Linked DNA regions of Homo sapiens: all the other regions are linked to region 1. Evidence: chromatin contacts called from ENCODE Hi-C or POLR2A ChIA-PET data. All regions are on one chromosome and are shown on one strand. The core of a region is the stretch at or near the end of the contact, and the rest is flanking DNA. Distances in the headings are between cores, read along the strand shown.

Region 1 (5,216 bases), core at 1,350-3,849:
TCTTATAATGAATAAGCCTCAAGAGATCTGATGGCTTTATAAGGGGAACACCCTCTCACTTGGTTCTCATTCTCTCCTGTCTGCCGCCATGTAAGAGCCTTCTGCCATGATGGTGAGGCCTCCCATCCACATGAAACTGAGTCCATGTAAACCCTTTTTTTCCTTTATAAATTACCCAATCTCCCGTATGTCTTTATTAGCAGCATGCAAACGGACTAATACAGGCGGTAAGCTAGCAAATCCTCTAGGCAGATTACCGATGATCAGGGCAACCTATCCCATCCTTGAACTGGACACAAGGCACATGGTCTCATCAGGCTCTCCAGGAAAGATCAGCACACAAGCCCAACTCCTCTTGGTGAGGCATAACTGAGAAGGAAATACATTCTAAAATCTTCAGCCAACAAAGTCAGCATCCTGGTGTCCTATGCTTCCCCCAGCATAACTCTGGGGTTACTAGACTCCCTTTGTCAACTTCTCCCCACTACATCTGGAGTACTCTAAGGGCAAGGTCCACATCGCATTCACAGTTACAGACTCAGGGCCGCGGCAGGCAGGCATTTTAATACATAGCTGTTGTATGAATGCATCCCCTCCTCAATGAACATCTCATTAGAGCTACCAGCAGTACTGAGCCTAGTGTTATCAAAATTACCAAAGTAGATAACCTAGTATTACTTAAATTGCCCAGTAAAATACCAGCTACAAGAAGTTGTGTAGACAGCCGGGTACAATAATTCTTATACAAACTAAAATTTAAGAACCATTAAAGGGAGAAACAAAAGGGAAGTCTAGGCAGGTGGCTAGACATTCTAATCATCATGCCTTCCAAAGTCACTATCAAATCCCAGGTGGTGGGTAAAGAATGGGCAGAGAATGCTATACCGTTCCTGCTTGCCTGCTGGCTTGACTTTATTCCATTCCAAAAATATGGGAATTGTTCCATGTTTAATATTAAGATTCTATCACCTCGATATGCATGTTAAGTGGTGTGTTTATAGTTGAGTGGATTAAATAAAGAGGAATCACTTCTTCTAGAGTTAGGTACTGAAGTCTGTATAGCAGTAACATCTGACTCTATAACCCGTGAACAAGCCCACTCTTCCACTAAATGTCTCCGTAGGTTGGGTGGCATTTTGAAGACGACAGACAGAAATCGCTTTGACTCCCACCTAGAAACTCATCTCTCTACACATTGTTCTATGCCCCAAGTTCAACATGCCTCTTGCTGTAGTCTCTTAAAGATCTGTTACATCTCTACAGGTTTTTCCATACAGCTTAATTAATTCTTTCGGTTCCACAAAGGTCCCAAATACCTGATCACTTTTTGTTGTTTTTTCTGAATTTCCCATATAGTTTTTTAGTTTTGGGTGACTGCAATGGCTTTGAACCTTTTAATGCTCTTTGTAGTCTTTCTGTTGCACAGTAAACCCTACTGAGAAAAAAATTAAGCCTGTATGGCCATTCCTGTAGAAGCTGTGTGTTGGGGAAACGAACACACTTGCCCTGGTGAACCGTGTGTCCCCTCCCCTACTGCACTCACAAGCCCAACAGATGGGCCAGTGGAGGCCAGGGCAGATCAATGGGAGAGAAACACCAAACAGCTGGAGAAACGATCTGCTTCCACTCCTCAGCCCCTTCCTTCCTCACCAGAAAAGCTGTCCTCTGTCCCGCTAAGTCATTATCTACTGATGATGGATAATGGGTTTATAATGATGATGGGGATAGTGGAAAGGGAGCTGTTCATCTCATATTTTTAATGTTGAGTTGTCTCTGATAGAAAAAGACATAGACCACATTTTCCCCTTGCATTAGGTTAGGCAGAAAGGGAAAGGGCTTCAGGAGGATCACCCACTGAAAGCAGCCCTTCCCTCTTGGCACTGCTGTCTTCCTGGAGCCCTCTAGTCTTCACTTTTTTTTTCTTTTTCTTTTTTTGAGATGAAGTCTCACTCTGTCACCCAGGCTGGAGTGCAGTGGCACAATCTCAGCTCACTGTAACCTCCGCCCCCCGGGTTCAAGTGATTCTCCTGCCTCAGCCTCCCGAGTAGTTGGGATTACAAGCAGGCACCACCTTGCGTGGCTAATTTTTGTATTTTTAGTAGAGATGGGGTTTCACCATGTTGGCCAGGCTGGTCTCGAACTCCTGACCTCAGGTGATCTGCCCACCTCGGCCTCCCCAAGTGCTGGGATTATAGGCGTGAGCCACCACACCTGGCCTAGTCTTCACTTTTGAGAACACCGCCCTGCATGGTACACTGAACCTCAGAAGGGGCCACCGAAATAGGCTTTGGGTAAAAGTTTTGCTCTTCTCTTCTTTGTGCTACCATCCTTCTTATGCCAAACAGACTGAAATTGTCTCAATACCTTTAGTGTCTAGGTCAAGGAATACATGAAGTCGGTGGTGTGGTCAGCTGACATTATTCAGGATGTATGAGTGTCCAGGTTTGCTGAAGCCAGTCTTTGTTTCCCATGGGAGCAGCAGTGGTGGGCACATGTCCCCCCACCTGCCCTACACTGGAGGGTCTGGATGGATGGGTATATGGTGGGGGTGTCATTTCAGGTTCCCGTATCAGGGACCTGATGGCCATTCTGAAGACAGCCCGGGGCCTAAGAGGAAGTTTGTGGCTTCAGAAATGAGGGAACACGGTGTGTTCAGAACAGAACATGCAAGCACTCAGCAGAAAGAGAATAAACAGAGAATGGAATCCAGTGTGGAGGCTCAGTATTTCATTTTCTGTACACGCTAGCCATGTATGCTAATCTCAGCAACAATTCAGCCCATTTACTTGACAGGTGGGGAAATGTGCTATTAGCTACGGTTGGCTTGCAATATAATGGAAACTTGCAGAGAAAAGTCTTTGCTTTCCCAGTGTCTGGCATTGACATCATGAAGGCTAGGGGACAGCTGCCAGAAGGAGTGGCAGACAGGCGCCTAGAGCAGGCATGGGGCTGGGCACCGTGGACACGCACTTTACTCACTCTTCTTCACAGCCCTGAGTGACAGGTGTTATTATTTGCAGTAAATTAATGAAGATACTAAATCTTAACTAGTTTAAATGACTTCCTTCAAATCCTTAAATCCTCTCAGGTTGATAGAGGCCTCTTTAGTATGAGAACTGTTACAGGTGAATTGTGTCCCCCTCAAAATTTGTATGTTCAAATCCTAACCCCCAGTAGCTCAGAATGTAGCTGTATTTGGAGACAGGACCTCGAAAGAAGTAAGTTAAAATTAGGTCTTCAGGCCGGGCCCTAATACAGCATGTTTGTCTATTATCCTTTTAAGAGGAGGAAATCTGAACACAGAAGGTACAGAGGGGAGACCACCTAAGAACACAGGGAGAAGACAGCCATCTGTAAGCCAAGGAGAAAGCCCTCAGAAGGAACCAACACTGATAACACCTTGATCTCTGACTTCTAGCCTCCGTAACAGTGAGAAAACCCATTTCTGTTAGTTAAGCACCCCAGTCTGTGGTACTTTTTTATGGCAGCCCTAGCAAACTAATAAAACACAAAAGGCAGAAAGCGTCAAAGAAGAGCCTGATGATTTGATACAAGCAAGCTTAAAAACTTCTGAATTCCAAAAACCTTTATAAAAATTTAGAGACAGTGCTCGCTTCAGCAGCATATATACTAAAACTGGAACAATACAGAGAAGATTAGCATGACCCATGTGTAATTTTTATATATTAAAGTATTTAAAAAATTTAAACACGAATAACAATCTGAAAAAAAATTTGCAATAAATGTGATCCAACCTAGTATAAATATCCTTAATAAGGATCTCATAAATTTGTCAGCTGGGCGCAGTGGCTTGCGCCTGTAATCCTAGCACTTTGCAGGGACCAGGCAGGTAGATCACCAGGAGTTCTTGCCTTCTGCTGGGGATGAAGCTGAAGCTGAAGCTGTCTGCAGCCATGCTCCCTCCATGGGGAAAGGTCATCCACAATAGGAAAGAATGAGGCAAGGAGAAGCAAAGACAAGTCAAGAGGAAAACATTCAAAAGGGAACAAGGACAGAAGGCCTAGCTATGTTCAGTTTCTGTTGAGTTTCCTAACACTTTTCCTTCAGTTCTCTGTACTACCCTAACATCCTTCCTAGATAGACAAACTAATAAATTCCTCATTACGCTAAATCAGCTTGAGTTGTTTCTGTCCCTTACAATTGAAAAACTCCTAATATATCAACCTAACCATATCTGTTTACTGCCCTGAGTTCCAAACTTGTCATTAAATGACTGGAAGGCAAAACAGACTGAAGTTACACACTCTAACCTTGCAGTCAAGAGGAAATGGTCTTTTGCTCCCCAATTCTAGAGCTTCATATAGCTGCAAGTCCACATCTGTGACGTAGCGCTCAGCACCTAGGGCCTGCCTTTCCTCTGTGGGACTGCTATCAGAAGTCACGCATGGATTGCAAGAGTTAGTCTCACTCCAGCATTTCCCACACAGCACCGCTTCTCTGAGTTATTTATAAATGCAATGCAAAAATAAAGAGTCAGGATTCTTGGAAAAAACTGAATAGAATAATATCCACTAATAACTTACTAGTTCACTTACTATATACTTTTAGAGACAATTTTATGAATAAGGTACCATTACTAGCCTATTTTATAAACAAGGAAACCAAGATGTAAAGACATTAAATATCTTGCCCAAAGTCTCACATCCACATACGGAACCCAGCCAGAATGAAATCTACATGTCTGATTTGATAGCTCATGTTCGTAACCACTATGCCATTTTTTTGTTTAATAGAGATGAGGTCTCATTATGTTACCTGGTCTCGAACTCCTGAGCTCAAAGGATACTTCTTGCTGCAGCCTCCCAAAGTACTGGGATTGCAGGCATGAGCCACTGTGCTGGGCTCTACGCCGTTCTTTTCAAAGTTTCCTTTACTGCAGGACTTCTCAGGGACTTTAACGTAACACGTGTTCTGTGAAATGTCCATATGCAATCTATAATATTTCCCAAATGTATCTGTCCAGAAAACTTTTTTTTTAACGAAACATCTTGCGGCACACGTTTCTCATAGGACATACTTTGAGACTATTTGCCTCCTCGGTTTCTCAGAAAGAATCGCTAAATAGTCTTGGCCAGAAATGCAATGGAAAGTGGCAGAGAAAACTTTCCGTTAGTCCCATATTGAATTATCACCACCTGCATCTATGGGCTTGTCTCCAGGAAAGTAGCCCAATTCTTTTGAGTAACTCTTTCCAA
Region 2 (5,216 bases), core at 795-3,294, 500 kb after region 1:
GGATGAAGCTGGAAACCATCATTCTCAGCAAACTAACACAAGAACAGAAAACCAAACACCGCATGTTCTCACTCATAAGTGGAAGTTAAACAATGAGAACACGTGGGCATAGGGAGGGAAACATCACACACTGGGGCCTGTCAGGGGGTGGGGGGCTAGGGGAGGGATAGCATTAGGGGAAATACCTAATGTAGATGACAGGTTGATGGGTGCAGCAAACCACCATGGTATGTGTATATCTATGTAACAAACCTGCACTTTCTGCACATGTATCACAGAACTTAAAGTATAATAAAAAAAAAAAAAGGAAAGAAAATTGCAGATGGTGAAGTGAAGGAGTACTACATGTCCTGTCTTGATAGGATATGATCCTGGTCAAAAATCCTTCTGTAGGTAGCCGTGCTCATCTATTAGGTCCACTCCAGGGATGAGGATCCCTACAAAAAGGTTCATTGTGTCCCTCTCTACTCTACAGTTGCTTTCTGTATCTCAGCCTGTGGATTAATCAGAAACTATTGTGAAAAATTATTTCCAGATGCTGCAAGTGGGAGGGAGGAAGGAAAGTAAAGAGAAAAAGAACGAAAGAGAAAGAAAGAAAAAGAAGAGGAAGAAGAAGAAGAGGAAGAAGAAGAGGAAGAAGAAGAAGAAGAAGAAGAAGAAGAAGAAGAAGGAGACGGAGGAGACGGAGGAGACGGAGGAGACGGAGGAGGAGGAGGAGAAGGAGGGGAAGAGGAAGGAGAAGAGGAAGGAGAAGAGGAAGGAGAAGGAGAAGAAGAAGAAGACGAAGGAGACGAAGGACACGGAGGAGACGGAGGAGACAGAGGAGACAGAGGAGGAGGAGGAGAAGGAGGGGAAGAGGAAGGAGAAGAGGAAGGAGAAGAGGAAGGAGAAGTGGAAGGAGAAGAGGAAGGAGAAGGAGGAGGAGGAGAAGAAGAGGAAGAGGAAGAGGAAGAAGAAGAAAGAAGAAGAAGAAAGAAGAAGAAGAAGGAGAAAGAAGAAGGAGAAGGAGAAGGAGATGGAGGAGACGGAGGAGGAGGAGAAGGAGGGGAAGAGGAAGGAGAAGAGGAAGGAGAAGGAGAAGGAGAAGAAGAAGAAGAAGAAGGAGATGAAGGAGATGGAGGAGACGGAGGAGACGGAGGAGGAGGAGGAGAAGGAGGGGAAGGGGAAGGAGAAGAGGAAGGAGAAGTGGAAGGAGAAGAGGAAGGAGAAGAGGAAGGAGAAGGAGAAGGAGGAGGAGAAGAAGAGGAAGAGGAAGAAGAAGAAGAAAGAAGGAGAAGAAGAAGAAGAGGAAGAAGAAGAAGAAAGAAGAGGAAGAAGAAGAAAGAAGAGGAAGAGGAAGAGGAAGAAGAGGAAGAGGAAGAAGAAGAGGAAGAAGAAGAAGAGGAAGAGGAGGAAGAAGAGGAGGAGGAGGAGGAGGAAGAGGAGGAAGAGGAGGAGGAGGAGGAAGAGGGAGAGGAAGAAGAGGAAGAGGAAGAGGAAGAAGAAGAGAAAGAAGAAGAAGAAAAAGAAGAAGGAAGAAGAAGAAAGAAGAAGAAGAAAAGAAGAAGAAAAGAAGAAGAAGAAGAAAAGAAGAAGAAAAGAAGAAGGAAGACGAAGAAGAAGAGGAAGAGGAAGAGAGAAGAAAGAAGAAGAAGAAGAAGAAGAAGAGAAGAAGAAGAAGAAGAAGAAGAAGAAGAAGAAGAAGAAGAAGAAGGAAGAAGAAGAAGAAGAAGAAGAAGAAGAAGAAGAAGAACAAGAAGAAGAAGAAGAAGAAGAAGAAGAAGAAGAAGAAGAAGAAGAAGAAGAAGAAGAAGAAGAAGAACAAGAAGAACAAGAAGAACCAAACCAGGGTAGATGAAGACAAAGTTAAAAAGAAAGAAAAGGCTGGTGCTGGCAGAGAGCCTTCTGCTCCGATTTGAGGTGTATGCATTTTATGCTGTAAAGCGTGGCCAGTCACAGGAGGATTCAAAGGCGAGGAGAGATATGATCAAATCTGCACTTGGGAAAGCGCACCTTGGTGCGCATCTGGGGATAGAGGAACGTAGGGATGGGAGGATGGGGGATGGGAGTTTGGGGATGAGGCAGCTGAAGAACAGAGTCTTGTGATGGTGGAACCAGGACTTCGTTGTTCCTTCATTGTGTGGGCAGAAGAGGTGGAGGATTTTAGGCGCCACCTGGTCTTGTCCCCACTGCCCAGGTATAGCTGCTGTCTGGAGCAGGGGCCTCGAGACGCCGCTCAAGTCTCACGGGCAGATGGGTTGGACAAAACATTGCCCCCCTTCTTCTTCCCAGACAGGCAGGGAATCCCTCTTCTTCCTTTTGCTGAATCAGCTGGAGAAGAAAGCCCAGCAGGAGGCCTGCTAGCCTCAGCCTCGGGCCCTACCAGGGTCCTAGGTACTGGAATGGAACTTCGCCGAGGTCACCGCTCAAACGGCCACAACGAGGGAGCCGATTTAGATCCTCTGGGCCTGTTCCTTCCTTTTCTTTAAACGTCCCAGTCTAGCTTAGAGGAGGACCTGTTTTGTGTAAGGCTTGCCGGAGCAACCAGCACCTTTCCTGGAATACAGTCTTGTTTGTGGCTTTTCCTTTGTTGTACGCTAGCGTGCACTATCGCCCGCACGCTGACTGACCCCTGTTCTACACCGCCCCTGATACCACTGAATAGGGAGTTTGAGAAGTTTATGTCGTGCCCCAGAAAACACTAGTGGCCTTGTTCTCAAGATTAAATATCCTTAGAGCAGCCAGATCTGAAGAGGGACCCCAGAAAGATCCACGGGCATGTTCATTTGTTTGCAATTGATAATATAGGAAACACTTTCTAATATTTCAGGAAAACAAAACCTTTAAAAAAACCAGACGACGTGTAACTCCTAACATTCTTACCTTGCTTCAGGACTGTTGGGAGGATAAGATAGTGTGGCAGCTATAAGCATTTAGCATAGAGCCTAGCATACAATAGTCCTTCCATGACATTAGCTTCTCTCTCCCCAGCAAAGATGACACTGCATAATCCAATGTACAGTGGGGAAATTTTTCACTAGTACATTAAGATGTTATTTGCAGTTAGAAAGAATGAATACTGTAATCCCAGCACTCTGGGAGGCTGAGGTGGGAGGATCACGGGTCAGGAGGTTGAGACCATCCTGGTTAACACGGTGAAATTCTGTATCTACTAAAAATACAAAAAAAATTAGCCCGCCGTGGTGGCGGGTGCCTGTAGTCACAGGTACTCTGGAGGCTGAGGCAGGAGAATCGCTTGAACCCAGGAGACGGAGGTTGCAGTGAGCCCAGATTGTGCCACTGCACTCCAGTCTGGCAACAGAGTGAGACTATGTCTCAAAAAAAAAAAAAAAAAAAAAGAACAATGAATAAGACCTAGTATTTGCTAGCACAAACAGGTGACTGCAGTCAAAAAATCTAAATTGTACATTTTAAAATAACTAAAAGAGTATAATTGGATTGTTTGTAACACAAAGGATAAATGCTTGAGGTGATGGATACCCCATTTACCCTGATGTGATTATTATGCATGGCATGCCTGTATCAAAATATCTCAGATTTAAATACACAAATATTTAAGTACATAAATACAGAGATACATAAATATATACACCTACTATGTACCCACAAAAATTAAAAATTGTTTTAAAAGATGTTATTTGCATGCATAAAGAAAATGTTATTTAAATTTCCTACTTAAAAATTTTTCTTTCTTTTTCCTATGATAGTAGATAAATGGCAAGCAAAAAACGAGAAGTCCAGTTACAGGTGGGTCTGACATATCAACAATTCTTTATCTGGTGCACTAGTGCTTGAATACCTTTTACAGTGCCTTCCACTTTGCAGACAGTCATCAATAATCAAAGCCTGTGGGATGAGATGTTGCAGAACAAAGGCTTAACAGGTATAAGGACTCCCCGGCTGTCTGGCCACCTGGGGTTTGACCCGGAGCTCCTCCTGGCACCCTGTCCCTCTAGAGTCCCCACTTTGACCAAGAAATCCTGCAGTGCCTTTGCCCTGGCCATGGCTCCAGATTGGGATAACTGCTATCCTAGATTGGTAGACTTTGTTATTTCATAAATATCATCATCTTCTAGTGATTGATGTTTACCAAGCCTGGTGTGGACCTTGCAGAGCAATGCAACCTTTATTCAGAAAATTGAAAAATGAACTGAACGAAGACGAAATTCTGCATTTTGCTGTCGTAAGAATTTTGTTTTCATTAAACCACTGTTTTCACATTATATTAAGTTTTTAAGTATCCTCTAATACTTTAAGTATTGTCTTAATTTAAACAACCTGTCAGTTCTTCAAAATAGATAGTCTTTACTTGGCAGTTTTACTATATATTTAATTCTACTAGATCTGAGAATGAATATGATTTTTATCCCATTCTTATAACGTCGAGGCTATTTACCATGACTGTGAAAGTCAGAAAAGTGTAATAATGGACACATCTATTGTTCTGTTTCCTTTCACCTGACCACATGTTCAGTGTGTGTCCTTTAGAATAAGGGCTACAAAAGCTGTTTACTGGGTATCATTGAGTAGTGCCCTGGCATTAACCCAGTTACCATATTTTCCAGTGGCAATGATTTTTCCTCATTTATTTGCTACCTACTTGCAATAAGGGATTAAAATATTATAGCCAAACACATTTTACTGAATTGTACTGTTTTTTCAATCTATTCACATAAAATGATCAACTAATTAGAATTTCGTTGTCCAACATGGTAGCTACTAGGCATAAGTGACTATGGAGCTCTTGCAATGTAGCTGGTCCAACTGAGGAGCTCAATTTTTAATTTTAATGAATTTAAATCTGGATTTTCAAACTGATACTCCATTGAGTTATTGTAAAACTTTTAAAATCTGGGATAACTTGAGTATGTGAATCTACTACTTAACTGTAAATGTTATTAAAGCTAATTAAGGATTAATTATTTCTGATTAACATTTAGCATATGAATTAAGACATACTCAAGTGTAAGAGACACATTAGATTTTAAAAATTTAATATGGAAAAAGAAAGTGAAATATGCCATCAATAATTTTATACATTGATTACATGTTGAAATGATAATATTTTGGATGTATCGGGTTAAGTAAAATTTATTATCACATTATTTTCACCTTTTTTTGTTTTTAAATGTCCCTACTGGAGAATTTATATGTGTGGCTTATATAATATATTTATATTATATAGAAAAGCTCCCAAACCAACTAGACTTAAGATA
Region 3 (5,216 bases), core at 1,193-3,692, 480 kb after region 1:
CACACTGATGGTTGATTTGTCCGTCACACAAAGGCCCATGCAGGTTAACTAGGGCTAGCTCGAGCCAGTGACTCAAAGATCCAGGCTCCTTCTGTCTTGTGATTATTAAGGGTAGTAAAGAAAAGAGAATGTGGCGGTGGCAGACCCCCTGCTAGAAACTGAAGGTGCCATTTCTAGTCACAGGCCACTGGCTAGACTACATCACATGACCTTGCCTGTCAGGAACTAGCATTGCAGACTTACCAGCATGACCGAGAAGGAAATGAGAGCATATGTAGGGAAGCACGCATTGTCTCTACCAAAATGAAAATGGAAGTTTAAAAATGCAAGTACTCATGGGAAAGGTAACACACTGCACATCTTAGCCACTGTCTTCCCTGACTGCAATGGCAGAGGGTAGAAGGGGAGGGAAGAGGTGCGCATATATGGAGGCGCATGTAGATTCTTTACAATTTGTCTCAGGTGAGGAAGGGTTAATGTGTGTGCTCAGATGTGCCAGTGAGTAAAGAAAAGAGTATGTTTTCAAGCTTCGCACCAAATGTGAAAGTCACTTGTTTCTTTTTTCCCTTTTAATTCTAAATCTGAGAAAAAGCAGTGCTCCGCTTTGAATTTCAAATGTCTTCAACATTGAAGTCTGTTAATCAGGCTATTTTCTTATCAGCTCTGAGTCTCAAATGCTGCATCTATAAGAAGAGAAGTCCTTTCCAGTTCTAAGAGCAGTGACTGTGTGTGGCTTCAGGAATGATAATTACACATTCCAAAATGCATCCTGGATTAATTTCTTAATTCACATCTACCAGAGATGTGAGTACCCAATGCTTAAAGAACTATGGTTCCATGACTAACAAGAAGTGATTCACTGAGCCCAACAAGCAATCTAATCTAATTGCCTCTAAGTGTTGTTTAGTAGGGGTAACTTTGGCTATTTTAATGAAATGTGAATTTTTAGAAATTATAGACAACAAAACAAATGTGTGTTCAGCAATTCCTGCCTACAGGAGTTCACACTCACTTAAGGAAGGCAAGGCACGTGCAGTTGAAACAACTAGCGAAAAAACAATTCTAAATAAACTAGCGTTGTATACCGATATAATTAAGTGCTAAAGTGTGCAGTTCAATCAGATAATATAAGATTTGGAAAAGAAAGGTGATAAAGTATGCCCCCAGACAAAATGGACTCCCTGTGGCTAACTGAGGAGCTCAAAGTTAAAACAGAACTAGGTGTCCATAGCTGGGTGACAGAATGGTCACATGTTCTGCGCTCTCAGAAAGATGTTGTAAAAGTATCAAAGGACCTCCCATTCTACAATCAAGCTGAACCAGCTCCTGTTCTGTTGTTGGGCTACAAGATAAACTGCTGCAAAAAGCACAGCACCTGCCCACACCTCCCAGTGCCGCAAGCCCCAGGCCCCATTGGCCATTTGAAAGAAACATCTGACAGGGACTGCTGGTTTGGGGCTTGGGAAGCAACCAGAGATCACCTCCCCTAGCCAATTAAGGCTCAGCTGTTTGGGCCAATCAGAACTCAGCTCTGTCAGCCAGTCAAAACCAAACAAGACTCAACCCTTTGTTTGCATAAATAGACCTGGTTGGGAACCTGGGTGGGGACTTTTCCTATAAAACCCCAGGCATGCCATCCCTTCATTCTCTGGAATGGACCTTCATTTTACACAGCGGCCTGCATGTCTGCCTGATTTGCAAACAGTTCTCTGGAATAAAATCTCTTTCCTCCAGATTCTTTTTCAGAGAGCTTTTGTTCACAAAGGGGATAAAAAGATTAAGCTAAGATGAAAATCAGAAAAAAAAAAATAGAATCACTGCAATAATAAGGCTCATTATTTCCAAGATTTTTATGTATCCTGGTCTGAGTATGTCCGTCCTTAAAGCATATGAACTGAAAAGAATAGGAATTGGATTTATGGGTTTTGATCCATTTAAAATATCAGTATTACAAAGTTTTCTAGTGAAGTTAAACGAATGCCCGCAAGTAATTTTTTTACAGAAACCCAGTTGAGAAGGGCTGCAAGAATTAAGAGTATTTTGAAAATATACCAGAGTAAGCAAAAATTGCAACATATGATGGTTAAAAAAAAAAGCTCAGTAGTATATCATATTAAAGATTTATATATTAAATATAACAGAATTTAGAAATTATTTATGTGTATGGGACACTGTTTTTATCATTTTTTCACGTAGAGTTGTCACCATCATTCATTGTGAAGAACAGTATATTTAATATTCATAGGAACATAGTATAAACATTCTTCTATGTAATATTAAATTCACAACAAATGGAGTATTTCTTGGGTTACATGGGAAAAAAAATAGCAGAATCTTGCTGAGCCTCCCCAGACAGATTCTATCACCAGGACAGCTCTTTAAGTTCCCAGATGCGGGTGCCTCCCTTCCTTGGCAGAATGCCTGGTGGACTTGGCAGCTGCCTTCTCAGCCCTTATCACAGCTGAGGCTTCCTGGGGAGTCACGCTTCTCCTCTTCCACCCACTGTGGGCGTGGGGTGCCACCCCACGGCTTCTCCTGGTAGCTCTGATGCTGCCACTGCAGTGACCCTGGCACCATCTGGTCCCTGGATGTACTTGCTGACACTGCCATCATCATCACCTGCACCTCTGCCCCAAGACAAGGTTGAGGATATTTTTCCCAGACCAGTTTCCCCAGTTGGGGATGTTTGTCCTAGGCCTAGATGCCATTCTAGAATCAGGAACTTAATCAAATCATAGATCTTCACTTGAAGAAAGCATAATGTCGATGGCCATGAACCAGCAATTTTTCTTCCTTTCTCTCATCTCCCTACTCCTTTTTAGGGCTATTCTGCCCAGCCTCATTTCCCCGTTCTGGATGGCAGATCCATCTTCTAGAAATAACTTTCAAGATGGAACTATAATCCAGGTCTTTGGTTGTAATCGAGGTCTTCTGGGAGTTCCGTTTTGGGATCCAGACTTATATCAAATCCTACATTTGCTTCTGGGGAAAGTTAAAATTTTGATATACAAGAGAATTAAAAAAATACTGTGCCATCAGAGATTAAAATGCTAATGGAAAGTAATTCAGGAGAGAAGAAAAATTGATTATGCTAATAAAAATAATATCAATTTGGTTGAAAATGCAAAATACAGTTTAGGTCCTCAGGGGCCATGGTAGAGAGTGTGGTAGGATTAATGAGAGAAGGAGTGGGGTAGTCCCTGCTTTGTGCGGGGTCTAGTCTTGAGGGGTTATTCTTGCTGTTCATGGTTGATGTGTGACGACACCTCCATACTTGTGTTGGAATCCTAGGGATTTCTGGGCATCGGCTCCCACTTCTAAAGACAGGGACTCTCCTGTGTCGGAGCTTTTGGGGTTCTGCTGAGAAAGGGGGAGGCTGAGTAGCACGAACTATCATGATTGATTAGTAACGTCTGCTACAAAAGTGGGAGGGTGGGGGACGGCTCATATGGCAAATATTTATCACCTTACCCCATAACATGCTTTCTGGCTGTATTGTCAGGCTGCTAGGAAATGCTTTCCACTCGGAACTGAGACCTAAAACTGGAAACTAGGCTGCAGGACCACCTGGGTACGTGTGAATTACAGAGGTTCATGCATTTCCAAATGGGGGTGTCATTTTAGAACTGGGGCGTAAGATGATGAGCAACAGAAAAGACAACGCCGAGCCCCCGGGTATGAGCTCAGAACTCTTTACATGTTTGATGCTCCAAATGGTCTAGGGCAGGGGGGCTTCAGAGCCTTGGCAGCAGAACGTGGTCGCGTAGATGTTTATCTGATTTTCTGTTGCGCTGCTGCTCAACCGCCACTACGGAAGTGCACACTGCCACCTTATGGACGTCTTGAGAAGTTACACTTACACGTTATTAATTATATTAAATAAAATTCAAATGTAATAAATAATGTCAGGGGTAGTTTTTATAAACATTTGCAATGAAAATTCATATGAGGACTTCAGACAGAATATATTCAAATGAAGAGTTGATTTCGATTTCACTGATGAAATTAAATAACAGGATTAAGATGAAATTCTCAGCTATTTTAGCATTTTAGTGTTTTTCTGCTACTGAGTTGTGGGAATTCCTTATATGTTTCGGCTTGTCATAAATATGGTTGACAAATATTTTATCTGATTTTATACGTTTTTTCACTCTATTGATTATTTCCTTGGTTGTACAGAAACTTTTTAATTTTATGTAGTCCCACTTGTCTATTTTTTACTTTTGTTGACTGTGCTTTTGGTGTTGTATTCAAGAAATCACTGCCAAGATCATTATCATGAAGCTTTCTCCCTATGATTTCTTCTAGAAGTTTTATAGTTGGGGTATTACATTTATTTATTTATTTAAAGACAAGATATTGTTCTGTCACTCAGCTGCAGTGCAGTGGCACAATCAAAGCTCACTGCAGCCCCAACCTCCTGGGCTCAAGTGATCCTCCCATCTCAGCCTCCCAAGTAACTGCAGGTAACTACAAGTGTGCACTACCACACCAGGCTATTTTTTGTGGAGACAGGGTTTCTCTGTGTTTCCTGGGCTGATTTCGAACTCTTGAACTCAAGTGATCCTTCCACCTTGCCCTCCTAAAGTGCTGGGATTACAGGTGTGAGCCTCCAACCCTGGCCAGGTCTTACATGTAAGTCATTAATCTATTTTGAGTTGAATGTTGTGTGTGGTGTAATATACACATGTGAATATCCAGTTTTCCTAACATTTGTTGAAGAAACTACTGTGTATTCTTAGCATCTTTGTCAAAGATCAATTAATCATATGTGTGTGTGTTTATTTCTGCACTCTCCATTCTATTCCATTGATTTATGTGTTTATCTTTAAGCCAATACAATACAGTTTTAATTGCAGTAGCTTTGTAATATATTTTGAAATCAGGAACTATGATGCCTCCAGCTTTCTTTTTTTTTCTAGAGATTGTTTTGGTTCTTCTGGATCTTTTATAGTTTAATATGAATCTTAGGATTGTTTTTACTATGTCCGTAAAAAATGCCATTGGGATTTTGATAGAAATTGCATTTAAACTGCAGATCACTTTGAAGAATATGATTATTTCAACAATATTAAGTCTTCCAATCCATGAACATGGGATTTTGTGAATATTCTTGTATGGTTTTAGCCTAATTAGAATGTTTCTAATGTTTTGATTTTACATACAATGTTAGCTGTAAGTTTCAGACGGAATTATTTCTCAACTCTTAGTTTGTT
Region 4 (5,216 bases), core at 1,327-3,826, 440 kb after region 1:
TGGAAAGATCACAATGCACAAAGAGCTGGGTGGGCTCCAGGAGCAAAATAAAATCCAAGGGATGGAGCGTGGCATGGTAGGAATTATGGTCAAGCATATAAAAGGAGGATGTCGTAGGCCAGCATAAATCTCTCTCTGTATTCATTAGAGATCCCTTCTAGTGGCTAATCTCAACTCTCTTGCTGCACTTAAAATCATTTATCATTTTGTTAGATGTAGAGAGCACTCTTATAGGGCAGGGTATGCATTTATAAATATTTGAAGACTAATATCCACAGCTTTCAACCATCCAAGACTTTTGTGTGCCAACTATGATTTCATTATTTGAGACTATATCTAGACTAGAAAATAAATGCCAGATAATAATTTTTTTTTTAACATGCTTGTTTTCTTGGTCCTATGGATGCTCAGAAATGCTGCCTTGGATCACCTTCCTCTGGGGGAGGAGTGAGAGAGACAGAATGTCCTTTGTGGGCCTTCATCTCTCATCTGCAAAGTGGAAGACAGGGATGGGATAACCTATCTGGACACTTCTCATTTGAAATCTCATGTCTCAATGGAAGAAAGGTCTATTGTACCATTGCTGGGAAATCTCCGTTTTGTGGTTTCTCCTCAGGCTACCTCTCTGGGTTCTGTTTCTTCCCTGTAAAATACTTTAGCAACAGAACCCAGAGAGTCAGCCTGAGTGGAAAGCACTGAAATGCCCTGGCTCTGAGATTCTCAGTTTATCCTCCTTTCTTAACCAGCTCTGCCACCCAACGTGACCATCTCAAATCCACTACAGCTGGAGGGTTCTCCAAATTCCAAAGATGGCCTTTTTAGGGCACTGTGTATCTTAACACTTTGGAAGCATCCCAGAGCATGGATACATTCAATCAAGAGTGAGACAGAGTGAGACATGCACATACGCAGAGAAGGAAAGATGAATAAAGAGAGATACTTTATGAATGTAGGTGCCTAGTGTGAAGAGCCTACACACTACTCCTAGTTTCTAGGTTGGCTAAGACTCTGGGATTTTTTAGATCAAACAGGGCACCAAGCCTGGCATCTCAAGTTTTTGGCTAATGACTTTTGAGTGTAAACAGGTTTGGAAATTGGCAGTTGCAGATTTTGTTACCACTTTCCTAAAAATACTTCAGAGTGGCAATTTAAGGACTCTAGAGAAGAAAAGTGACCTCCACCCATTCTTTCAGGAGCAGAGATTGCCCAGCAATGGCCATTTCAAATGGCACTTCCATGGAAAAGGAGAAGTGAGCAAGTTGGTGGCATCTCCAGCAGCATTTGCTTTGGACTTGCCTCAGCCGAGGACAGATTGACTTTGTCTTCTGAAAATGAAATTAGGCTAATCATTTATGTTAATGTTTTAATTTAACAGTTTAGAGGGGGAAAATAATTATGTTTAAAGAATTTTAATTCTCTAGGATTTAAAAATAAACTTCTACTTAAAGGTTAAGTTCCAACTCAAAAATAAGATTCCAGATAGCAAAAAGAAGGTGGAAAATGAAGCCATAGATAGTTAATGTGTCTGCCAGAGACTATCTCAAATTCCTTGCCATGTGTACATCATGGGGCAGTGGAAATAAAGACTTGGAACACAAACCCTGGTTTTCATCTTTATCTTCTCCCTAAGTAGCCCTGTGGCCTTGTGGTAAATTCCTAAACTCCGAATTGGGGTGGCTTCATCTCTTAAATAAGAGAATTATATTATTCTGGAGTAAATTATTTCTGAGCTCTCGTATTAAGGAATTGTTAGTTTTCTTTAAAATCTTGGCACTACCCAAGAAAAAAGTGCTGAATTCTGAGTATAGTAAGAAAATATATGAAACACCTGCATTCTTCTAGCTGTGTTGCAAATGCAATATGTACAGATTTTAGTACTTTGAAATCGTAATATCATCAATGTGAACAATTAAAGTTTGTGTTGGTCATAGTTCCAAATTGTAGCTGATTTTTATTTTTATACTCCACTCTTGGTCACATCTAACTTATTTCTTAGTTTGTCCTTTGTTAGACAAGCAATCCCTAAATATAGCACGGTTTCTATGGGAACATACATTCTCCTGAAGATTCCAGGAACACGTTTTATCTGAAAAATAAGGAACTGTCAGATAATACGTCCAAATTCAGGACTATAACCCAGGTTTTATATTTTTGAATTAATTTCATTTAAGTAGAGTTGTTTAAAATTAGTTGAAAAATTGGTTTCATGTGAAATTTTCCAGCTGAGTTGAATTGGTACATATTTGATTTTGATAATAAGAATTAAAATCTTATCTTTTATTGAGAGCTTTTTTTGAAATAATTAAGCATATGGCTCCATAACATTTGGATTCTGTTGTTTTACATCTCTGTGGCCACAAGCACTGTTGGATGATTGTGGAGCAGATGGCACAGGTGGGGACAATACTTACTCTTTTCCAAAGCAAATGAGAACTTTATCAGTTGTTACCTAAACGTAGGCCATAACGCACTTGCATTATGCATTTTTGTCCTTTTGAATTCCTGTAGCTGAGCAATAATATGATTTGGTGCTGAGTTTTCCTGTAACTGCTAGTTCCTTCCATCTTTAGGGTGTAGTCACCCAATACTTCCTCAAAAGTATGCCTTGATGTCTTAGCACAGCTACAGATGACTGTGAAGTTAGGGCAGAAAGTGAGAAGGTTGACATATGAAAATTAAAAACTTTTGAGGAAAACAACCCTCATTGTTGAAGTTACATCACCAGAGGATTGGACTTCAAAGAAAACCATATGTCCAAATGGCAGTTGATGAGAGAAGGGACCTTTGAAAATGGAAAATTATAGTTATAAATATTGGACGCTTACTGCTGAGAATACAAAAGTCTCACAGGAAGTCATGCCACAGGTCGTTTTCATTCTGAATGTGAAACATTTGGGGCAATACATAAAAGTACAATGAGAAACAGCATTGAAAAATACCTTTTAAGTGTTTCATTTTAATAAGAAATATTTCTGAAAATAAGACATTGAGAGTGAAAATGAAGCATTTACTTATGAGAATATTCTCGAATGTGTTTCACCACTAACTGTAGAGATAAACATTCCTTTGTGGCTGGGATGGCTCATCTGGGCTCTTCATTTTCACTGTTCCTCCTTGTGAGCCTTCAGTCTAAAGCTATTCTCTCGCTTCCTCATTTTTCACATGGTTTTAAAGACTGTTGAGGTTAGCGAAGTCTTGGTTCCAGTAAACTGCTCTCATTGCCTGCCCTGATCATGATTAGCAAATGACTATGGTAAATTATATCCTTATAAAAGATAATATTAGGAGTAATATTCCCCTGAAATACTATGAAAAATATCACACGGTGTACATCCACTGTGATATTAGGAGTAAATTCCCCCTAGGATATTATGAATAATATCACAGGGTATAATATCACACCCACTGTGATATTAGGAGCAATATCCCCATAAGATATTCCAAATAATGTCACAGGATGTACACAACAGGTGTACATCCACTATGATATTAGGAGTAATATCCCCATAAGATATTACAAATAATGTCACATGGTGTACAAACCGAGTGTACACCCACTGGAATATTAGGAGTAATATTCCCCTAATATATTACGAATAATGACACAGGGTGTACAACATTGGTGATATTAGGAGTAATATCTCACTAAGATATTACAAATAATATCACAAGGTGTACACCCACTGTGATATTAGGAGTAATAAGCAACTAATACATTACAAATAATATCACAGGGCATACACACAAGTTGTACACAAACTGTATTATTAGGAATAATATCCCCCTAAGATATTATGAATAATAACACAGGGTGTACACCCACTTTAATATTAGGAGTAACATCCTTCTAAGATATTATGAATGATTTCACAGAGTGTGCACCCACTGTGATATTAGGAGTAATATCTCCCTAAGATATTATGAATAATATTACAGGGTGTACACACCGTGAGGTATTCGTAGTAATGTCCCCCTAAGATATTACGAATAATATGACAGGGTGTACATCCACTGTGATATTAGGAAGAACATTCCCCAAAGATATTAAGAATAATATAACAGGGTGTACCTCCACTGTGATATTATAAAAAATATCTTCCTAAGATATTATGAATAATATCACCAGATATACACGCTGGTGTACATTTACTGTGATATTAGGAGTAATAGCCTTCTAAGATATTATGAATAATACCAACGGGTGTACACACCAGGTGTACACCCACTGTGATATTAGGAGTAATGTCCCTTAAGATATTAGGAATAATATCAAAAGGTATACACACACTGTGATATTAGGAGGAATATCCCCCTAAGATATTACAAATAATATCACCTGGTGTAAACCCACTGTAATATTAGGAGGAATACCCTTCTAAGATATTACGAATAACATCACCAGGTGTACACCAACTGTGATATTAGGAGGAATATACTCCCAAAATATTAGAAATAATATCACAGGGTGTACACCCGCTGTGATACCAGGAATATCCCCCTAAGGTATTACGAATAATATCACTGAGTGTACAGCCACTGTGATATTAGAAGGAATATCCCCCGAAGATATTATGAATAATATCACAGGATGTATACCCACTGTGATATTAGGAAGAATATCCTCCAAAGATATTAGGAATAATATCATAGAGTGTACACCCTCTGTGATGTTAGGAAAAATATCCCCCTAAGATATTACAAATAATATCACAGGGTGTACACCCATTGTGATATTAGGAGGAATATTTTCCTAAGATATTATGAATAATATTACAGGGTGTAAACCCATTGTGATATTAGGAGGAATATCTCCCTAAGATATTAAGAATAATATCACAGGCTGTATAGTCGTTGTGATATTAGGAGGAATATTCCTGTAAGATATTATGAGTAATATCACAAGGTGTACACACATTGTGATATTAGGAAAATATTCCCCTAAGATAATAAGAATAATATCACAGAGTGTACACCCACTGTTATATTAGAAGGAATATCCTCCTAAGATATTACAAATAATACACAGAGTGTACACTCACTGTGATATTAGGAGGAATATCCTTCTAACATATTATGAATAATATCACAGGGTGTACACCCACTCTAATATTAGGAGGAATATCCTCCTATGATATTACGAATAATATCACAGTGTGTACAACCGCTGTGATATTAGTAGAAATATCCCTTTCAGATATTACTTATAATTTCACAGA
Region 5 (5,216 bases), core at 1,715-4,214, 400 kb before region 1:
TGGCCACTGCAGCGGGTCGAGGTGGGTGAACATGCAAATGAGCAGGCGACACATTCATTAAAGTCCTTCCACTGTGTACGTTCAGTATCCCTTATCTACTATGGTTATGCAGTTCTGTGACTGTCAACAATACCTTTTCTTTTATGCGTAAAAAATTCAGAGTAACACGGTGTTTATATAAATCCAGTCTTCCCTTTCCCCTACCTTTTGTAAGCTCTGCCTCAGCTAAGCTGCCACACTCATCCTAACAAAAGGGCCACTGGCCTCTCCTTGTCTCTGTGCTCTCTGTTGGCATTTTAGATCTTCAGTCATGAGAGGCTCTTTGTTCAACTGCTTGATCACCAATTTCATTCATAGACAATTTGATTGGAGTTTTGGGGGATAAGGACTGTCCTGTTCCTATTTCTATCCCCAGAATCTGGCATAGAACCATGTACAACTGCTACGTAAGAAAGTTTGAATGAATGAGTAACTGGAATATTTAATGCTTCGAATAAGTGAAGTGTATTATATGCCTCTAAATAGTTCATTCACTCCTTACTCAAGAAACATGTATATTACTTTTAGTTTTCAGAACGCTTTGCACTTTTGTTTTCAATTGCAGAACATATTTTCATAACAAAAAGGAAATGAAACCTTAACCCCAGTTCTGAATAACAACACTCATCTTTTTCCTCGAGAGCTCCCTTCCTGGCTTTCCATGAAAGTCATGCTAACTTCTGCTCTGAGGGTGGATATACACTAGACAGGGTCTGCACAATCCTTTAGGAAAATCACAACAATAGGGCTGGTTTCACATTTAAAAAATGATCAGGAAACATAAAAATGATCAAGAAAAGAACAGGGAGAGTAAGAGAGCAAGATGGAGGTGGGGAGTACCACAGGTGGGGCATCTCTGCTCAATGCCACCTGGTATTGCCACAAGAACACATGCAGCTCTTATGTGCTTCACAGTGATCTTAGAACGTTACATAGATTAACTATTCCTCATGGCAACTTTCCCTATTTTAAACATAAGGACATGAACATAGAAAGGCTAAGTAATTTGCTGCAGATGACTCAGCTAGTAAATGTCAGAGCAGGAATCTGAACTTGGCAATGTGGCTCCAGAATCCCTGCTTGCCACCTGACACTAGGCTGCTTCTTGGGCACGACAATCCTGAGAATCCAATTATCACCATCTGTATTTTTAAAATGGAGAAGTTGAGATTCAAAGAGACTCAAACTTGACCAAAGTCCACCAGCTCACACGAAGGAGTGCACGATTCAAACTAAAGTCTGCTTGATTTCAAAGCCCACATGATTTTCACTCTACTCCTGGGACCTCCCGTATAATATTTTCTATCCTTCTCACAGGCTTAGCAAAAGATGATTCATTATTTTCTCTGCTGAGCATCTTGCTAAGTTCTACTGGTGAATATCAAGCTGTAATTTTACTCATGAAGCATGTCACTGGTCTCTTCCCCAATGAGGAGATCAGTTTCTCTGATGACCGGAGCTCCTTGAAGTCAACGGGACTTCACAGACATTGATTTGTTGCCTGCTGGAAGCCAGTTGTATAGAAAGTAATTGGGAAGCACAATGGAGTGGATGTAGCCCAGCCTAGGAAGTGTTCCCAGCCCTTAGTGAAAACATAGGCCCTCATACATGGAGACAAGATTTGGGAGAAAAGGCCCAAAGCTCTAAAACACTAGTACACCTTCTTAATGTAGAATTAGAGCTAGAAGGGGCTGCCCCACCAGAAAAGCAAAGGAGCCTATGCTAGCAGTGACTGGTTGCCTTGAAGTGGGAATAAAGGGTCCTGAATTCACTCTGCGAACCCAGGGCAATAGCAAGTGTATTTGCTGTCCTTTCCAACGCCTGCTGACTCACGGCAGCTTTGCTCTACTCTCCGGGGATAAGGCTAAAGAAAACGCCACAAGTTTGCTCTGGGTGTGGTACCATCATTACTTCATTATTCACAGGTGATTTCCTATTCCAGTTCTCAACATTGTTTTCTTCCTAATTTTCAATTATGATTGTTTAATTGCACAAGGTCCATTATTGTCATACATTTTCTCAAAGCCTTTGTAGGATATAAAATAAGTTTTTAAGTTACTATTGCTATCTTAGGTACCTTCTAGAATCCTCTGACTCACTTTTATATGGTTTCTTCCTTTTCTACTTTCACAAGGGTTTTGAAAGGGCTTACAATACAAATGCACTAAGTCAATGAGCCTAAGGAAAGAAGTTGGAGCAGAAAATAAACATTAGGGAGGGAAGGAGGGAGGTACAGGCATACCCCAAACCGGAGCCCAGCCTCAGTGACGGGCATTTAACTTAGCACGAAGCTTTCCGGGAATCCCTAGAACGATCATTTAGAATGTCATTACCTCAATCAGCTTTATTAGAGTTATGGGCTCTTAGTTGCATAGTTGAAAAATAAGAATGCCTCTGTTTTTCCAATAGTGGCTCACTGTGTTTCCCTTAGCTCCCTGGATGGGGTTAAATCGGGCAAATTTCCCCAGTGAGATGACTTGCTGTGGCTCCATACCCCTCACATTCCCCTTAAGTCAGAGTCCATGCCTGCTAACATAATAGCCTGACATACTGCCCAGAGTCCTTGACGGTACTATTTTTAGCAACAGGGCCATGTGGCACACAGTCTAGAGTGACTGTATCTCACTCCATCCAATTTTCTTTTCAACTGGACCAACTTTAATTAAAAGGGGCGAACACATCCCCAGATCAGACAGATTCCCACTTTGGACTGTAGAACCCAAGGAAGTGACATTTTTAAGAAACTCCTTTGGAATCCTGGAATGAAAGGCATCGGAGGTAGGTTATTGAAATGACTGATCTCCACCTGTCCCTGCCTCTCCTGCCAAAGGAGGATGGGACGTGGACAGTCTGCAGGCACAGCAGAGGTAGCCTGAGCTGGGAACAGGAACAGCAAAGCTGACAGCTGTGCTTTTCTGCACCAAGCACCCTGGGAAAAATCAACACTTGGGCAGCCCTGCTGCCATCTGTGGCGTTTCTGCAGCAGACAGGTTATTTATAGAAACTTGTTTGTGCAAAGCCAATATTTACCTGTCGGGGCTGTCAAAATTTACATTTCATCTGTGCCATTAGCCTGCTGTTTCCCTGTCAATAAAGGAAATTTCCATCACTAGAAAGGGAGACTGGGGGCAGCTATGAGGACTACAGTCCCCTCCCAGTAAGTGAGAGAATGAGTGGTATTCATGGTTACAGGGTAAGTGCATCTGTTGCCCAAGTGGCCACTGGACCCTCATGCTATGCTATGAAGACAAAGAGTTGTCAAGACCCAAAACTGGAATTCTCCCAACTGCTTCTTTGTAATTTAATCTTCAAAGCCACCCTTAGTTAAAATGAGAATGGCATGTTCCGCAACCACCTCTGTGTTTGTGTTGCTCCGTGCCTTCCAAAGGACTATTGTTATCTGTGGTAAGGATGAGGGGTTGGGGGCTCTCCCTAAAAACCCACTTTCTTCTAAAACCATCAAGATCCTCCATTTTTCACTGAAAATAGTCATCTCTTCTACTTCTCTGATTATCCTCTTCAGTCTTTTGGGAGTTCATCTTCTCCTGCCTGTCTCTTAAATGCAGATGCACAGTCCTGGTCCCTTCTTCTCTTCTCACTCCCCACCTTCTTCCTCGGTGAGATCATCTATTCAAATGACTTAACAGTTTTATCTAATTCTTGTGACTCCAATTTCTCCAGCCCATCTCACTCACCTTTCCTCTATAGGCTCTTCAGCAAAATTTAAAAATAATCACAATGAATTAATTTATTTTTTAATTGTCAATTTATCTTTTTGTTATTTTTTAAAAATTATTTTAGATTTGGGGGTACACGTGCAGGTTTGCTACATGGATATACTGCACAATGCTGAGGTTTGGACTTCTATTGAACCCGTCACCCAAATAGTGAGCACAGTACCCAATAGGTAGTTTTTCCAACCTTGCCCTGCTCCCTCTCTGCTTTGGGAGTCCCCAGTGTCTACTGTTTCCACTCTTATGTCCCTGTGTACCCAATGTTTAGCTCTCACTTATAAGGGTGAACATGCGGTATTTGATTTTGTTTCTGTATTAATTCACTTTCTAGCTTTGAGCAGGACAGTATCTCCATTTGGATGTGCCCAAAGCACTTCACATCTAGTTCATCCACTGAGCTCATCTCTCCCATATTCCTGGTGTGCTCTTATTCTCACATTCTCTATCTCAATTGCAGGTACTATTGCCCACCAATAAATCATCCCCAGTTTCTCATTTTCCAACTCACTCTCCATCACAACCTATCAACCACCCAAACCTGTTGATCCCACATCTTAAACACGTACTGACCACATTCCCAATCTGGGCCATGACGTTGATCAGGTGTTTATCTCCTGCTTGGATCAGGCGTTGGCCTCCTAATCTTTTCAGTCCAAAGAGTTTTCTTTCCAAAGCACAGATCTGATCATGTCTTTCCTTAGCCTAAAATATTTCTGTGGTCTTCAATAACCTTGGGTCAAAGTCTGAACTCCACAGCAATTTATACGAGGCCCTTCCTAAGCTGACCTGGCTCACCTCACCTGCTGCATTTCTTGCTCCTTTCCTCCTCAAACTCTGACCAGTGACCTAGAAGCATCCTTCTCTCTTCTGGCCTCCACCCAAGAGGCCACTCCCTCTGCCTGGAATGTCCCATCACCTCCCCACAACCACCTAGGCCCTGAGGATTCTTTTCCTGGCTGACTCTCTTTCCTCCTTCAGGATGTAGCCCAGGTTTATTTAACTGAATAATATGGCAAAATTAATGAAGGTCGAGTTCAAGTGACATAAGCTAGGCAAACACTTGTCTATCATAGACACAGTCAAGTGAGTTATTGTGCGTTCTTTGACTTATTATCCCCAACTCCTATGTCGGTTCCTAGCATGCAGAAGATGCTCAATAAGTGTAGTTTGAATAGATAAGTGGTGAAAAACATAACTAGGATCAAGAGGTACTTGATTTTATATAAAATATTTATCTTAGAGAAGTTTATAAGTACTTAAGAGGACAAACACTTGGTTCTTAAAATCATTTAGAGGGGTAGACAATGGGCGGGGTGGGGAGGACCACTATGTCCTGCACTGGTGGGTTGGGTGAAGGACGCTAAGGCAATGTGAGGGACCCAAGTTGACATCATCATGTGCAAAAGACACCAGACTCCTTCAACCAAAGTCCGGAGTAAGGAG
Region 6 (5,216 bases), core at 2,011-4,510, 380 kb after region 1:
TCAACCTTCTTACAAGCTCATTGATTGTGTGGTTTGGTACATTTTAATTAAAATAACAACTCTGAGTCTTATTTCACACCATTCTCTTCTCTCTGAGGACATTTTAAAGTTACTTTTTTCCACTTTGCCCTCTTAGCAAACCAACCCATCTGTTAGTTCTTTTGTCTGGGAAATTTGGTATCCATCTAATGTGTCATTAGCTCTCCTAAAATATCCAGTGACTGTTCTTTGTCTTTTTACTGTTGAATGTGGATGAAGTTACCTGAAGCATGTACTTTTCTTTTCCAAGCCCAGACTCTTCAATTTTTGTTTAATTTGGGGGCAAGCTCTCCTAGGTGGGTGTCATCTTGCTCCAATCCTTATAATATTTAAACTTGAATAACCCTTTGCCAACTATCCAATCTGTTGCCAAAACAAGCTTTCAAAATTGAAATATTAAGATGTCATTTAGTATTCTAAAATTCCCTGCATCCCTCATAATTTTCAGAATAAAATTGAAAATCCTTAGAGTGGCAACATGCCGTAAATATGGGAATCCTCATGTACAGATTCTCACCCACGTTCTCCTAATATGTCAAATGTTCCAGGTACATCAAACTATTGGTAATTCCCCGAATGTGCATCCAAGCCTTTGCCCAGAATCTTCTCTTTCCCTGGAGTGCTTTATTTCCTCCTCTCTACATCTAGAACTTCAATGCACCCTTCAAGATCCAGTAACTGCTACATATCTGTACCCAAGCATCTTTTACTTTATTTTGATGCCTTCATCCTCAAGTACCTCTTAAATAATTACTGCTCTTTCTGAATTCTTGCAGCATTTTTCACGTACCCATAGGTGTTTCTGTAAATAATTGATGTGCCTCTTTCTCTCCTACCAAACAGGAGATTTAAAAGCGGTGATGTGTTTTATTCATTTCAGAATCTTTGCTACCTACTGTACAGTAGACAGTTAGAGTGATATCACTTGTTTAATAAATTAAGTGAGAAATCCCAAAGTAGGTTATACTTGTTTGTCTGTTTTAAAATGGTGCAGGGAGGGGTTCTGGTGACTAAGGTCTACACGCTAATGAGCATTTGGATTATTTAATGTTATTTTTCAGGGTTCTATAAATTGTGTAGGACTCTCATTTTGTAGGCTGGTCTCTGATGTTGGCTCTACCATAGGTTTCTTATAAAACAGCCACAGAAACCACTTCCATATCTCACTTTTGACATTGATGTAGTCCTCAGGCCATGGACAATGACCACTGAGACCCAAGCAAGGTTGTGGGCAAGGCTTTGGGAAGGGGGTTGATAAGATACAAGGGAATAGCCACCAGCCAGGCCTCAGGAAGACCTGAGGAGCTCTCTTGTGTGTGGGATGAGATCAGACCAGAATCACAAGAGAATCATGCAGGCAGGATGGGAGAATCCTGGTGCACCAGGATAGGGCAGAGGCTTGTTTAGAGCTACAAATACCAGCAAGGCCTGGCCTGGTATGTCAGGTCAGCTAATATGTCAGTTCCCACAGCTCCCATAGACAATGGGATGCCAGGGAAAGTTTTTAAAAAGAGAAGTGAAATCATTGATGATGCAATTTGGACTTCATTCTAGTTGTTTAGCTGTACATTTGGGTCCTAGAGAAACAAGAAGCAAGCTGGAGGTATGAAAGAGAACATTCCAAGAATGACAGGTAAGTCTGAGTCACAGCTCGAGGCTGAAGGAAGGGGGTTAGAGAGGAGGTGTCCCTTGAAATAGAAGCTGAGGCCAGCTTGCAAAGGGCTTACATGTCATGGTAGGAACTCAGAGTTTTTTCTTTTCTCTAACAGTAACCAAAGAAGGATTTTAAGCAGAGACATGACAGAGGGCAGGGGAAAATCAGAGTTTGAGGCCAGGCTTCATGATGACCTTCCAAGGTCAATCACAGAGGTAAAGAGGGGATCCTCATGTGGAACAAGGAGGTCCACAGCCAGCCAGAGAGGCAGCCCTGTCCCCTGAGAGAGCTGGCTCTGGGTTTGCAGTTTATTTCTGGGATCCTGATGTCAGTTGTTGGTCTAGATCCAAATGTGGCCATATCCAAAAAATGTTTAATCCAGTCAGGGCACTTTTTCACCATTATTTCACCCATTCAGTTAACAACTCATGACCACTATTTAAAAATTATATGCTAGTTTTGAAAGAAATTCAAAGTTAAAAACAAGTCCACAAATGACTAAAATAATTAAAACAGAGAATAAGACAACAAAGGTAGGACTGAAAGGCACCTGTAAAGCTTTTTGAGAAAGGAGCTGAGAATGTCCCGGGGGCCTGAAGGGCTTGAAAGAAAATGCAGTCTGTGTTTACACCTCAAAGATGTGCAAGACTGTGTGAGTGGGGGTAATATTTTGGGAAGAGAAAGCGCAATGAAGATATATAGGTGAAATATCTAAGTAGCATCAACAAATAACTGTTGTTAATGTTGTTTAAAAAACAATTCCCTGGCTTCTTGTATTTGGAATGGATTGTCTCCGTGGAAGCAGAAACTACCTCTCTCTTACCTTCTTTCAGGTTTTCCTGGGATCAGCTGCACTCCTTAGCAAAAGTATATTGGAGAATCAACTGAGAAAGTAACTGAGACATTTCAATCATTTCTAGGTGTAAAGAAAGACCAGATCCCAGGAAAATATTACGGTCAGTTCAATGCCTAAGTATAACACCAGCATCACTGGCTGGGACCCTCAGAACCTACTCTCCTATTTTCCCTTCATCTTCTTCTCTTCTTTCTTTTTCTTATTCCTTTTCTTTGTTTCCCCCCTTCTTTCTCTTCTCTCTTTTCCTCCCTCACTTTCTTGATCTCTCGCTCTCTTTCATGAATTCACTGAATCATTGCAGAAGTACTTGACACATACCATGTTCCAAATTCTGAGCTACGGCACATGCTATATTTTTCTACAAAATAAAGTGTGAGGTGGATCTCTAAATAATAATAACAAGTGTATCTCAAACAGTCTATCCTGGGCACCTTGTAAGCTTCAGTTGTTTTCTCTTCAAAGTGCCTGTGTCCCAAAGCTCAGGACAAATTTCAAAACCTGAACCTGAATATTAAGAAATCTAAACATATATCATCTAAAGCTGGCATCCAGGAAAACAGAGCTTTTCGTTTGATCAGAGACTGCATATTTCTTACCTGCAAGTGTTTGTTTTAACCACACTTGGCAGGTTCTGTATATAACACGCGTCAAAGCCATCAGTTGCACTTGTTTTTGTGACTGCAGGTGCTGGCTTGCTTGTTCCAGGGTCCCAGGGCCCGGCCATGGCCATGGTGTTTGTCTCTCAGGCTTGTCTGTCTCATACCTGGCAGGCTCACTGCTTCACAGCTCACTGTGTCTCTCAGACATTCTCTTGGCTTTCCCACAGTCTCAGGGACTGTTCTAAATAGCAAGCTAATATTCTGAAGTGAGGTATTGGAAGCATTTCTGAGAAGCATTTATTATTTTTGTATGTGCTCAATTTTTTAGCAATGAAGACATTTCCTTTCAAGGTTGTTAAGCTTTGAACTTTCCATTTTGTGAAAAGGCTCGAAATTTCCTTCATTCTTTGTGGGCATCCAACTCTAACAGACACATAAATTAATAGACTAGGAAATATTTAACGGTCTAAGTTCAAACAAATATGTTTACTTTGGCTGAATTGATGTTGCTATTAATTGCTATTGAAATAAACCACTGTACAAAGAAATATGCCCTGGAGGATAAATGTGACACTGCTAAAATTAAAACTCAAATGAGAATTATCTGCAGATTTTAATGTTTCAAATTCAATTTGGAGAATTCAGTTCTTTAATGTAATACTGATAAAATCATGTTATTGATCCTGCATACTCATCTCTTCTCAGGGATTAGAGACAGGCTGTTACGAGTATGTAGCAATCCCCCTTGTACCTGCATAGGTGGGGAGGTGATTGTCCAGCTCTGCTGGTCGGGCACTGGATGTAGTCATGGCTGCAAGCAAGTCATGCACGTGGAGAACGAGGTGTCTCTCTGAAAGAAATGTAGAGAGAAAATTTTAGGTCAACTAATTAAAAATTCCCATCAATCTCTAGAATAGCATCCCATATGCAAAGGAATACTCTGTCGCCCAGGCTGGAGTGCAATGGCAGGATCTCGGCTCACTGCAAGCTCCGCCTCCCGGGTTCACGCCATTCTCCTGCCTCAGCCTCCCGAGTAGCTGGGACTACAGGCGCCCGCCACAACGCCCGGCTAATTTTTCTTTTTTTTTGTATTTTTAGTAGAGACGGGGTTTCACCGAGTTAGCCAGGATGGTCTCAATCTCCTGACCTCGTGATCCGCCCGCCTCGGCCTCCCGAAGTGCGGGGATTACAGGCGCAAAGGAATACTTCTTATACAGATATATAATTTTTTTGTCCCATTAGGAAAAAATTGTGCCCCAATCGCTTTCTGTCCTTTCTTACTAAATGTGAATCTTGAAATGTTTATTGCTTCATGGTGTTCCTCCATTTGGCCCCATCCTAGTTCTTGCTTTGCTTTTAGATGCTGGGGAGCCATCTTGGGAGTAGGGTGCCCATTACATGAGATGAAGTGGTCTTCAAGGGGACAATAAGGGAGTAAGTGCCTTGTAGAAAGAAGCAAAGTAAAGAGGAAGAGAGGTTTCTTTGTTTGTTTTTTTTATTTTTATTTATTTATTTATTTTATTTTTTTATTATACTTTAAGTTCTAGGGTACATGTGCACAACGTGAAGGAAGAACTTTCTAACTTCTCCTTTTCTTTCTCTCTCTCTTTTTTTTTTTTTTTTTGAGATGGAGTCTCACTCTGTCACCCAGGCTGGAGTGCAGTGGCGTGATCTCGGCTCACTGCAACCTCTCTTTTTGTTATTAGGTTGTTGCAAAAGTAATTGCGGTTTTTGTCATTGCTTTGAATGGCAAAAACCGCAATTACTTTTGCAACAACCTATTACCTAGGCTAGAGTCAGAGCCCCCTCACCTTGAGAGTGATGAGTTGCGAGAGTCTGCCCCCAGCAGGCAGATTGAGAGAGTGCATGGTTTAGCAGAAGGATAATTTTAGCTGTAGTCCATGGGACAGAATGGAGATGTTGCAATTTGATGCAGATCATCTGAAAGTCTTGTGCAATGTCCTGATTAAGTGTGGACAGAGCACCATAAAAAAGGAATTTGGAAGTTGGAAACATGCTGAGTTCAGGCAGACATAAAAGGCAGCATCTGGAAAACCTATCAGGACTC

The links. A loop is a pair of places that touch in the nucleus more often than their neighbours do. ChIA-PET counts read pairs that join two places held with the same protein, here RNA polymerase II (POLR2A). Pooled maps may share reads with other maps.
Region 2: a loop to region 1 is called in a pooled map, with 2.2 times the contacts of the local background. The contact joins the promoter of NME8 here to the enhancer-like site in region 1. A Hi-C loop is called at or near these places in 3 of 50 pooled maps.
Region 3: a loop to region 1 is called in a map of B cell, with 7 times the contacts of the local background. The contact joins two enhancer-like sites. A Hi-C loop is called at or near these places in 3 of 168 maps with a recorded cell type or tissue (B cell and GM12878), 35 of 37 single-sample maps with no recorded cell type and 15 of 50 pooled maps.
Region 4: a loop to region 1 is called in a pooled map, with 2.0 times the contacts of the local background. The contact joins two enhancer-like sites. A Hi-C loop is called at or near these places in 8 of 37 single-sample maps with no recorded cell type and 7 of 50 pooled maps. POLR2A ChIA-PET finds 5 or more read pairs at or near these places in 2 of 52 experiments (OCI-LY7 and activated B cell).
Region 5: a loop to region 1 is called in a map with no recorded cell type, with 2.8 times the contacts of the local background. The contact joins two enhancer-like sites. A Hi-C loop is called at or near these places in 1 of 168 maps with a recorded cell type or tissue (GM12878), 21 of 37 single-sample maps with no recorded cell type and 6 of 50 pooled maps.
Region 6: a map of GM12878 shows a loop between it and region 1 (2.6-fold over the local background). The contact joins two enhancer-like sites. A Hi-C loop is called at or near these places in 1 of 168 maps with a recorded cell type or tissue (GM12878), 10 of 37 single-sample maps with no recorded cell type and 5 of 50 pooled maps.

The regions. Positions count from the first base shown.
Region 1 is chr7:37,347,537-37,352,752 of GRCh38, forward strand. The region is part of intron 1 of ELMO1 (engulfment and cell motility 1); the gene reads right to left. It also overlaps the pseudogene RNU6-565P. Among named protein-coding and RNA genes, the nearest start is that of ELMO1, 99 kb to the right of the region's middle. Within about 2 kb of position 2,600, at least 4 of the 41 ENCODE cell types and tissues checked have a DNase peak (open chromatin) inside an H3K27ac peak, as active enhancers do.
Region 2 is chr7:37,846,553-37,851,768 of GRCh38, forward strand. NME8 (NME/NM23 family member 8) reads left to right here and starts at 2,045. Exons shown (of 18, transcript NM_016616.5): 1 at 2,045-2,176; 2 at 2,272-2,504; 3 at 3,708-3,747; 4 at 3,826-3,883; 5 at 4,077-4,183. The coding sequence starts at 3,715.
Region 3 is chr7:37,829,914-37,835,129 of GRCh38, forward strand. No RefSeq gene overlaps it. Among named protein-coding and RNA genes, the nearest start is that of NME8, 16 kb to the right of the region's middle. RefSeq lists an enhancer at 2,576-2,675. Within about 2 kb of position 2,443, at least 2 of the 41 ENCODE cell types and tissues checked have a DNase peak (open chromatin) inside an H3K27ac peak, as active enhancers do.
Region 4 is chr7:37,784,280-37,789,495 of GRCh38, forward strand. No RefSeq gene overlaps it. Among named protein-coding and RNA genes, the nearest start is that of NME8, 62 kb to the right of the region's middle. Within about 2 kb of position 2,577, at least 3 of the 41 ENCODE cell types and tissues checked have a DNase peak (open chromatin) inside an H3K27ac peak, as active enhancers do.
Region 5 is chr7:36,943,152-36,948,367 of GRCh38, forward strand. All of the region lies in intron 16 of ELMO1 (engulfment and cell motility 1), which reads right to left. Among named protein-coding and RNA genes, the nearest start is that of MIR1200, 26 kb to the left of the region's middle. Within about 2 kb of position 2,965, at least 6 of the 41 ENCODE cell types and tissues checked have a DNase peak (open chromatin) inside an H3K27ac peak, as active enhancers do.
Region 6 is chr7:37,727,390-37,732,605 of GRCh38, forward strand. All of the region lies in intron 2 of GPR141 (G protein-coupled receptor 141), which reads left to right. Among named protein-coding and RNA genes, the nearest start is that of GPR141, 46 kb to the left of the region's middle. RefSeq lists a silencer at 1,648-1,757. Within about 2 kb of position 3,261, at least 2 of the 41 ENCODE cell types and tissues checked have a DNase peak (open chromatin) inside an H3K27ac peak, as active enhancers do.